2 separate regions of the Mus musculus genome follow, and region 1 is linked to region 2. Evidence: chromatin loops called from intact Hi-C (ENCODE). Cell type or tissue: left cerebral cortex. All regions are shown on one strand. Links, peaks and the distances in the headings refer to the core of each region. The heading gives the core; the rest is flanking DNA. Region 1 overlaps Atf7 (activating transcription factor 7). Region 2 holds the start of Map3k12 (mitogen-activated protein kinase kinase kinase 12).

The links. Hi-C counts contacts between places; a loop is a spot of excess contacts. Peaks named below come from ENCODE experiments on the same cell type or tissue, not always from the same donor. Only the 100,000 strongest peaks of a DNase experiment are listed, where the experiment ranks them.
Region 1: it touches region 2 in a loop (7-fold over the local background); 1 of 42 quality-filtered maps calls a loop at or near these places.

What each region holds. Positions count from the first base shown.
Region 1 is chr15:102,584,856-102,590,229 of GRCm38, reverse strand. The region is part of intron 2 of Atf7 (activating transcription factor 7); the gene reads left to right. Among named protein-coding and RNA genes, the nearest start is that of Atf7, 38 kb to the left of the region's middle. In left cerebral cortex, for the core only: no CTCF peak of the experiment used is centred there; DNase peaks (open chromatin) are centred at 2,644 and 2,888; H3K27ac peaks cover 2,746 bases.
Region 2 is chr15:102,514,908-102,520,281 of GRCm38, reverse strand. Map3k12 (mitogen-activated protein kinase kinase kinase 12) reads left to right here and starts at 3,278. Exons shown (of 16, transcript NM_001163643.1): 1 at 3,278-3,494. It overlaps Tarbp2 (TARBP2, RISC loading complex RNA binding subunit), which reads right to left and starts at 2,090. Exons shown (of 9, transcript NM_009319.3): 1 at 1,680-2,090; 2 at 991-1,160. The coding sequence starts at 1,732. In left cerebral cortex, for the core only: a CTCF peak has its summit at 3,830; DNase peaks (open chromatin) are centred at 1,950, 2,192, 3,153, 3,646 and 1 more place; H3K4me3 peaks cover 4,166 bases; H3K27ac peaks cover 3,649 bases.

The DNA of each region.
Region 1 (5,374 bases), core at 263-5,262, 70 kb before region 2:
GTAGCTCTGTGTCAGAGGGCTTGCCTAGCATTCTTTTTGTTTGTTTGTTTGTTTGTTTGTTTGTTTTTTGAGACAGGGTTTCTCTGTATAGCCCTAGCTGTCTGGAACTCACATTGTAGTCCAGGCTAGCCTGGAACTCAGAAATCGCCTGTCTCTGCCTCCCGAGTGCTGGGATTAAAGGCGTGTGCCACCACGCCCGGCCTTTGCCTAGCATTCTTGAGTCCCCGGTTTAGGCTGGAGAGATGGTTCAGCATTTAAGAAGATGTATTGCTCTTGCAGAGGACCTGAATTTGATTCCCAGCACCCAAATGGTGACTCACAAGCACCTGTAACTCCAGCTTTGGAGGATCTGACACATTCATATGCACACATGCAAATTAAAACTAAGTCTTAAACCGAACGCTGACACCATTGCATACACTAGCAAGATTTTGCTGAAAGGACCCTGATATAGCTGTCTCTTGTGAGACTATGCCGGGGCCTAGCAAACACAGAAGTGGATGCTCACAGTCAGCTATTGGATGGATCACAGGGCCCCCAATGGAGGAACTAGAGAAAGTACCCAAGGAGCTAAAGGGGTCTGCAACCCTATAGGTGGAACAACAATATGAACTAACCAGTTACCCCCCACCCCCCACCCCGAGCTCGTGTCTCTAGCTGCATATGTATCAGAAGATGGCCTAGTTGGCCATCATTGGAAAGAGAGGCCCCTTGGTCTTGCAAACTTTATATGCCTCAGTATAGGGGAACGCCAGGGCCAAGAAGTGGGAGTGGGTGGGGGGAGGGTATGGGGGACTTTTGGGATAGCATTTGAAATGTAAATGAAGAAAAATACCTAAAAAACAACAACAACAACAACAAAAACCTAAGTCTTAAAAGGGTTGAGAAAAAAAGAGAGAGAGAGACCCTGGTTCAATCCCCAACACTGAAAAAACAAAAACAAACCCAATCTTTCTGTTAAAACATTGGTGGTGGGGCATGTCTTTAATTCCAGCACTTAAAAGGCAGAGGTAGGGGCTGGCAAGATGGCTCAAGAGGTTAAGAACACTGACTGTTCTTCCAAAGGTCCTGAGTTCAAATCCTAGCAACCACATAGTGGCTTACAACCATCTGTAATGAGATCTGACACCCTCTTCCCATGTGTCTGAAGACAGCTACAGTCTACTTACATAGAACAATAAATAAATCTTTAAAAATAAAAAATAAAAAAAAGAGGCAGAGGATCTTTGAGTTCAAGGCCAGACTTGTATTCAGAGCAAGTTTCAGGGCAGTCAGTGCTACATTAAGAAACCCTGTCTCAAAAAAAAAAAAAAAAGTAATTATAACATGGCAAAATGGCTTTGCCTTTGTGTTTTGTTAAAATAGTAAAGAATAATTGGTGCTGAATCTAGAGAGTCTTGTAGGAAAAAAAAACTTAAAGATGGGTCTTAATTGTATTGTTAATCTAAAACTCCTGGGTTCAAGTAATCCTCTTGCCTCAGCCTCCCATGCCAATTGAATGGAAGCAAGTATATATACTTGTTATTATCAGAAATCCTAAATTTGAGATGTTGCTTCATGTGCAGTTAGATTGTCTGTGTGTGTGCATTTGTGTATATGTGCAAATGGAGACAAGAGATGAGCCTTGAATGTCATTCCCCAGGATCCATCATCCATCTTTGTATTTTTTTATTGATAATTACATATAATGTATTTTGATCAGATTTATCCTTTCATTTCCCTTCTCTCCATTTCATACCTTAGGCCCTTCCCTCCTAACTTCAAATGCTTCCCCACCCCTCTCCGAAAGAACTGAGTCTGCGTACTGTTCTCTAGATTCATGGTTATAGGTCCATCTACTAAAGTATGGGTAGCCTTTAAAAACAGATTCTCCCAACCCTGGCAGCCATCAGTTGCCAGTTGTTCCTCGGGTAGGAGTGGAACTTCATGATCCACCTCTCCCATCCATTTTAGAAATTTGGGTGGCTTAATCTTGTGCAGATCTTGAACATGCAGTTGCAGTCACTTTGAGTTTATGTGTTCAACAAACTGACAGAGGATTTCTCACTGGGACCTGGAGCTTACTGATTAAGCTAGACTGGCTAGCTCTCCAGAAAACCCTAGTAATCTACATTTCTCTGACTCCTCAACTTTGGAATTACAAATGAGAGCCACCACACCTAGATTTTCATGTGGGTGCTAGAGATCAAACTCAGATCCTCATTCTTGCATGGCAAGCACTTTACCAATAGACCAATCTCCTCAACTTTTTTTTTTCCTTTTCCATTTTTTATTAGGTATTTAGCTCATTTACATTTCCAATGCTATACCAAAAGTCCCCCATACCCACCCACCCCCACTCCCCTACCCACCCACTCCCCCTTTTTGGCCCTGGCGTTCCCCTGTACTGGGGCATATAAAGTTTGCGTGTCCAATGGGCCTCTCTTTCCAGTGATGGCCGACTAGGCCATCTTTTGATTTCAATTTTTATTACCAAGAAATCAACAGACTCCACACTGCTATGTTATCCTATCAGGAACATATGCTGGCTTGCAGAGCAAATTATGCAGCTTTAAATAGAAAATATGGCTATCATCATCAAGTCTTAAAGTAGAAGCTGGTTATATCTGTTTATTATGTAAGTTGTTTCTGAAGAACAGGACATTTCCTCTGAAGACAGTATTTCATTGTTAACCACTGAGAAGTTTTTGTTGTAACTATGCTTAACAGTCCTGTCATTTAGAGAAATGATTATTTCTTTGTCCAGTGTGACCCCAGGTATTTATTCTCAAGATCTTTTTTTCTCTTAGAGTACACAGACCTCTAGGACCTTCAGTTGTATGAAAAGTTTGAGGTCAGCCTGGGTTAAATGAGACCTCATCTTTAAAAAAAAAAGAGCAACAGCGGCATCCTAGTTGTAGTGGGATTGAGAGCAGCTTCTTGTACCTTCACATCTTGTCATAGTAGGAATAATGTTTATGGTGCTGTAGTTCTGGCTTCACTTGGCGTCTAACCAACCTCCAGAGCTGTTTATTGCTTTGTATCCTTTGCCTCCATGAGCATTAGCCCTTAAATCTCTATTGCTCTGTAATACTTGAGGCAACAGATAACTCCTGTGATTGGTTAAATGCTACAAAGGGATGTTTTATTGTCTATATAACACAAATCTATAGATTATTTCTGTTATCCCAGCTTTCCCATTAAAAGGGCCATACTGGTTCTATGGGACTCTGGATCTTTCATTCTGCCCCTTTGGCAAGTTTCCCTAATATCTGTCATGAGCACAAAAGAAAAGCAAAGAAGAATAACTTGATGTTGATTACTCATTCTTTATGTTAGGGGAGCATCATGAATTGAAAAATGACCAGGAGAGAAATGAGTTAGGTAGGCAAATGCTCTTGTGGTGGTGTATGCATGCTATGTTTGTATGCTAGGACAGGTGAAGGCAATTTTAGACAAACAAATAAGCTTTTCATTCTTACCCCCTGCTAAGATTTTTTTAACTCAAAATTTCATTTAATAATTCATATTTTACTCAATAATTCATTTAGTTCCCATCTGGTAGGGGTGACTGCATGCTGTCAGGCAGCTGAAAATATACTACATGATACACAGTTAGGCCAAATGTTAGCCTTATTTTTGTAAAATGTTGATTTTGCAATAATTTCCAGTCCACTTTTGAGAATTCTGTAGTTGTATGTAACCTGTGATGGAACTGGTCTACAAGTATGTATTAACACAGAATTGGGATTAGGTTTAAAAATGCTCAGAGGCGTTAAGGACTAAGAATTAACTGGTTTCTTAAAGTCAAATCTGATCTCTTGATGCTCTTCCTAAACACATGTTACTGGGTTATTTTAGCTCTTTGTGTTATATATTGTGCTATTATTAAAAGCATATAATACATTAAAGCGTCCTTGCTTTAGCCTGTTCCCTCCATCCCCACCAAACAAACAAAAATTAAATGATGCTGTATGAATATAGTTGGAGCTATAATTAGGAAATTAAACTGAAAATTTTTCATTCATTAACTCTTGTTTTTCCTGCATACAACTGAGTATTTAAAAAGAAATGGGAGTGTTGGAATTTTTGTCAGAGCATTCGTGTTACAAATAAAATAAGATCCTGTATCTTTGTATTTCAATAATTCTTCCTAAGCCTAAACTCCTCCTCACACCCATCTATCTTACTATTTACTTATTTCTTTAATACTTTTTAATCAAACTGATGACTTTATAAAGCGCCTGGATCTCACAGTCTCTTCTTTCACTTAACTCACTTTGCCACCATTGCTAAACCACATATTGCTAGAGTTTTAACTGGTTGGATGCTATCACTGTGTAGAACTCATCATTCTTTAATCAAATAATCTTTCAGCCAATTCAGCATATTAAAAAAGAAAAGCCTGGTGTTCTCGCTCTCTCTAGTTAATGCGTTTCTTTAATGCGTATTGACTTGCTCAGCAGTCACATTCTGTCTGAAGTCCTTGTTAAGGCCTCTCTGTATGTGGATTCATAACACATCTGTGTGTACATCAACAGTGCGGTATAAATAATAATAAGTAATCACCAGATGGCCTGTAACTGCTCCTCTGGACCCTCTGGGTCTCTTGAAGCTGTTAGTAAAGTCTTCTGGCATTTTGCTGGTGAAAATTTGTCATAGATTTATTTCTAAAAAAATTCAAACTCACAACTGGGTGTTTAGGACTCGATGTTGCTGTCTGTGTTGTAAATATTTAACAGGCTGTGCACAATGGCAAGTAAAGGCCATTATGTACAGTGCACAGCACACACAGCGGCTCTGAAGCTTCTCTTCCTCCCAGCTATGTGAAGAGGAAAAGAAATGTCAATAAACTGCATTATGACCAAATGTGAGGTGCTTTCTGGAAGATTTTTCTTAAGAAAGAAAATGTCAACATTCTGCTCACAGGATTGTAATCAGGCTGAATTAAGCTTTTCAGCGGGTAACTTCAATAGCATACTATGTATTTATAAATTGAACTTCTGATATTTTGAGAAAAGCTCCTTCAGAAGTACTTTGGTTAAATCCTGGGTTTGAGCTTAGTTGAGATTTTAGCAAATAACAAACCTTTTTAAATGAGTTACAATGACCGGTATTAGAAATGTAACTCAGTTTCAGGCCTTAAACTTAAGACATTTATTGTTTTCCTAATATTATTTATAAAACAAACATCTTTATTTTTGTTCTCATTTCATAAATTTTTATGGAAAGGGTTTGTATTTTGTTGGGGGAAATTCTGTCCTGTTTTTTCATAGCATTTCACTCTTACTGGTCCCTTTGCTTCTGTACCTGTTACAGGACTCAGCACAGTTATGCACATTTACGAAATAAAATGGGCTTCATTACTACTACGTTTATGGTTCCCTTTTTCTTT
Region 2 (5,374 bases), core at 179-5,178:
ACAACCTAGGATCTAAAAGGATCTGAAAGGAGAGCCTTAACTGAGGAATTGCCTACATCAGCCTGGCCTGAGGGCATGTCTGGGGGTGGGTGGGGGGGATGGACTGATAGTTAATTGATGCTGATATGCACAGCCCACTATTGTGGTACCACCCCTAGGCAGGTGGTCCTGAACTGTGTAAGAAATCTAGTAGAGTATAAATAAGCCAGCCAGCCAGCATGGAGTATCTGCCATTGTTCCTGCTGTGCTTCTGTGGCTGTGAAGTGAGTTCCTTAGTCAGAAGTAGCAAGAATCAGATTATTTTCTTTGGTCTTGACTGATAATGTGAGTTTCTTCCTTAGCTTCCCTTAGTCATGAATGTAACCTGAACTGTAAACCTATCAACCCTTTTCCTCCTCTAAACTGCTTTTAGTTTCGGAGCCTTACTACAGCAACAGAAATGGGCCTTGAACACCTCCTCTTTCAGTCAGCTCCCGTAATGAAACTGTGCCAGGCAGGATTTTTGAGCTCCAACACTGGTGGGTTGCGGAGGGATGTTTTGCTCTGTCTTTCTTTCCCCTTTTCTCTTCCCTCGGTAAATAGGAAATAGAGACAACTGAGGGTCTGAAGTCAAAGCTCTGCTCTGCCACTTATTACATGTGAACTGGAGCCTACCATTTAATTTCTCATACTAAGTTCTTCGTGTTCAATGTGAGGCATGAAGGCTAGCAGAGTATGTGCTCCCCCTAATACCCACGAGGAGTTCAATGTCTCATTTACTCTTCCTCTGGGGTGATAAAGTAGCAGATCTCTGTGACATTTCCTGTTCTCGCCAGTGAGTCTCTCGGGTCCCGTCCACCGTCTCACAGCCCTGTTCCAATCCTTCTTTCCCCCTGAAATATCTCCATCCCTCCCTGGCTTTAAAGGAGAGGACTGTGAGGTGATCGCATGATATTAAGCCACGGGCCCTGTGAATGCACACCCCAGCCAGGCTGCCCAGGCCTTCCTCACCAGTGCAGCTGGTGTCGCCAACGGTGACCCGAAAGGTGAAATTAGGTTGATGGGCTTGGCCCTCGGCTTTGAGAAGGTCGTACACGGGCGTCTTTCCTATTCTGGTCCCATACTCCTGAAGAAGGCTGATCGGGGTCTTGCCCGGGTTGGCGGCCAGCATTTGCTCTATGCTGGGAAGGGGCACAGACCAACATCACACTTCCCCTTTCGGCACCCACCTGGCAAATCACTGTCACATTAGACCTAGCCACATTATAGGGTCCATGAATTCCCAGGCAGTATAGCATCCATTGGCTGGGTTAAAAGTTAAGGTGCATGAGGGAAAGCAAGGTCCCAAGGCAAGTGGAGAATGTACTGTTCTCAGTTAAGGCGAGGGATCCTGTGCCGTGGTGCTGGTTGAACGTGCATTTCCCCCGACACAATACAATTCGGGAACCCAGTACCCACCAAATACACTGAACGTCGGGGCATAAAGCCCAGGGCTCTAGTGCAGTCTGGGAATCAAGCCAACCCCAAACTAGAGCTGGAGGCGTTGGCCACAGCCCCAGTGCATGCCGGGAACCTCTGCCCACTACCCCAGTGCTTGCTGGGAACAACCCTCAGGCCAGGTGCATGCTGGGGCCGCGCCGCCGCCCCTCCTCACCACCTCACACTTTTCGTCCTTCAGGAATCCAAGCGAGGCAGCTCACCTGGGCAGCCCGCAGCCTGTAGTAGTGCCGGAGCCCTGATCCTCTTCACTCATTCCCTCCTCCGTCCCCGCGGGCGCCACCGTGACTACAGCCTCCACGCACCCCAGTACACCGCCGAGGAGCTAGGGCCGGGGCCAAGCCCGGAGTCGCGGCCGGTAGGGCCCGCCGCGGGGCATGCTGGGATCTGGAGTCCCCCGCCCACTCGGCTCCTTGTGTCTTCTTATGGATCCGAGCTACCCGCCCCACAACCCTCAGCGAGACTCGCCCGGGCATCTGCACCGCCTTCTGGGAGGAGCAGACCCTCGGCGGAAGCTTCCCAAGCTACTACGAGTGGGTTGGGTTTTTTGTTTTTTTGGTTTTTTTTTTTTCCTAATGTCATTCCCGCCTTCCTCCTTGCGCACCGCCTCCTCCCAAGCCGACACTGTGAGCATGCGTATTAGCTGCGTGTAGGCGGCCAGGGGCGGGGCGGTAAGGTCTGTCTCCCTGAGAGAACTACAGAACCCAGGCGCCAGCGCGTCATTCGGGCGCCGCTGCGGGCTTCGCTGCTTTATTGGCTATACTGAGAGCGACTTCCTGTAGGCGCTTGCAGATTGGTCACTTGGCCCAGAGGGCGGAGACGAGGAAAGGTGTAGCCTTCTCCTTGAGGAAAGGCTGTGATTGGCCGAAGTCCTTTTGCTGCCCCAGAGGGTGTGCCTTACCTGGCCACCCCCACCCCAGAGCTCTGGGGTTTTATAAGTCCGGAGTTCTCCTCAGACCCGGTCTCCCAGGCTGTAGCGTAAGCTTCTCAGCACTCCGTGTCAAAAAACCCGTTGCTTTTCTGTGGCTTGTCCTTCGCCTCTCTTCACTAACTCCACGCAGCCTGACAGGGTTCGTGCCTCTTTAGATCAGCCCTAGTGAACCTCTTTTAACTGTCCCGAGAATCATTAGATGGACCTTCTGTGTTTAGTCTCACCTGAAAGAGCACAGGAATAATTAACGAACTAATATACGCGCAGAGCTTAACGATTACCTTTGGCTCTCCAAAGCCTTGATACCACCAGAGTGAAAGAAATATGGGAAATCTTGTGACCTTGGACAGAAGGAGAAAGTGATACCACGAAAAACGTGATTCAAAGAGTGTTTTTTAAAATGGGTCTAGGATAAGATGTCTTGCTAGAAAGGAATAGGGTTAGAGGTAAGAGGAATCAGTAATGAAAACGAGCGATCGGTCATCCAGGAGCACAGAAGTGGGAAGGGACCTACGGCTGGGTGGATTCCAATTGGGTGAAAATGGAGCAGCGACGAGGGAAGGCCAGCTGGAGATGTCGGTATGACAAGGGACCAGTGCCAGAGCGTTGTGTATACTGATGGACTGCGCTCTCGGGGTGTAGGAAAGAATCTGTAAGACAGGTCACAAGGGGATCCTACAGATTCCGCATGAGGACCAAAGTGGAACTGCCGTAGAACACCTCCAGGAAGGAGCCTGGATCGCGCCGGATGGCAGCCACAGGCTCCTTTAAGAGGCCGGCGACTCCAGCGCAGCATCCCCCGCTCAGGGCGTGTCCGTCCCGGGGGGCCAGGGGCGGGGGCTTTGGAAGGAGCGGGAGTTCAAGTCGAGTGGGGACGGGGCTTCGAGTAGGGGGTGGGGGCTAAAAGCTGGGGCTGACACCCGTACACCTGAGTTCCACACGAGCATCGCCGGTGACAGCTCTCCAGGTCCGGTGGAGGGCAACGGGGGGAGGAGGGAAGGAGGAGGAGGAGGAGGAGGCGGGAGCAGCATCCGGAGCGGAGCTGCAGCAGCGCCGCCTTTTGTGCTGCGGCCGCGGAGCCCCCGAGGTGAGAGCCTGGGCGACTTGTGGGGGTGGGGGGCAGGGATGGGTTCGGGTCTTGGGATCCTGGCGTGGAGGGAGGGTCGGGATACAATTGTGGCGTGGTGGGGGAGGAGGTGACTCGAGGATGCTGAAGCTGTGGTATGAAGGAACTAGAGCCCTGGACCCGACGCCTGGAGATAGGAAGGAACCGGGCGAAGCTGAGGGATGCGGCGGCCCAGCTTGGAGACCAAGAGCCTCCAAAGCTGTGGTGGATTATGCGAGGATGAGGGTGGCTAGGGGAAGACCTAAAGGACAGCGGGCAAGAGCACGTCCTCTCCTCCTCAACCTCAGGACCTAGAAAGGAGGGAGAATTGTGGCCCCCTCCAGGGAAGGGATGGAAGGGCAAGGCCTAATATACCCACCGCCCCCCTCCCCCACTCCTGCACCTAATAGGCTCTACCTGAAAATTAGGCTGCACCTACACCTGCATGCCCTGGCAGGGCCCTCTCCCCCGTCCATCTGTAATCCCTCTAATCTCCAGCTGTGGCATTCCCTACCGTCCAGCTGTTGCACCCCGTCCTCCATTTGGATGTAGTTTTCTCTCTCTTCTGCCTGCTCGTCTCTGGTTTCCTTAACCCATTTCCCTAGTCAGGCGCTTCACAAACCTCCCTTTTTCTCACACACTCACCAAACTCCTTGGCTTACAATCTTGGTAGGCAAGGCTTTGGCTGAGGGTAGAAAGAGAAGAGGGGTGGGTTCCATAAACAGTAGTAGGGCTGCAGGGAGGAGCCTTGCGGCTCTCTGTCTTCTGCCTCTTTGGCCTTCAACCAAAAGAGCATGCACATGAGGTCTCACACACCCCAGGCACCTGGAGCCTCACTCTAAACTCTCTTCTGATTCTCCCAGCCGCCTCGTGGTTTTCAGGCAGAGGGTCATCCCAAGCTTACACCAGTAGCAAGAATTTGGAAAGGAAACAGCCCAAGTTCCCTCTGGGCCTTGCTGTCCAAACATTAGTGTTTACAAGTTCAAGAGTGCTGCCATCTCTCATGGAAAGTTATCTGGGCCCCAAGTTGGGTCTAACCAACTGTTGACTTCCAGGAAGACCCCAAGGTCCAATACTTGCCAAGTCCTAGATCTTTGGTGGATGGAGGTGGAAGATGGAAGGTGTGGCTGGGGTTTCCTAGACTTCTTCACAAGAGCAAAACCCTGTTAAAAGCAGTTACTGCTCTGAGTCTCTGGGAATGGGGGTTAATAATAAAATGATAGAGAACACGAAATTCCAGCACCCACCTCTGCCTTTGCTGCCCATGCCTAGGGAGTAAGAGAATGGGAGGTGGCAGCTTTTCTAGAATCCATTGAAAGGATGCCAGCAGAGGACATGGTGGCTTTAGGAGAGTTTGTCCATTTGCCCTCAGAAAGCCCGGTCATGTGTGAACCAGGATAGGGGCCATGCTGTTCTGGGGCATAGGGAGCTCCAGAGAAGAGCCCTGTTCTTCAGTTTTATCTATTTATTCATGGTATTAGGAATTGACCCCAGGGCCTACATTCTGGGCAAGCTTTCTACCACCAAAGTACACCATTGGGTTGTTTGTTTGTTTGTTTGTTTGTTTATTTGTTTTCAAATTTTTTGAGACAGTGCCACTAAGTTACCTCTCAGGGCTTGAACTTTAAATTCTCCTGTCTCAGCCTCTTAAATAGCTGAGCCTTTGAGGCCTGTGCTGACAGACCTGGCAGGTCGCATTTTTCTTTATTTTCCTTTTTTCTTTTTTTCTCTACCTCCCTTTCTTCCTCATTATTACCTCTTGTCTTGAGGAGGTAAACAAAGGAAGCACAGAGCATGGTGGCTGGTAGAAGCCTCAGCACAGTGGAGGCAGGTGGAGACAAGTGGATCTCTGTGAGTTCAAG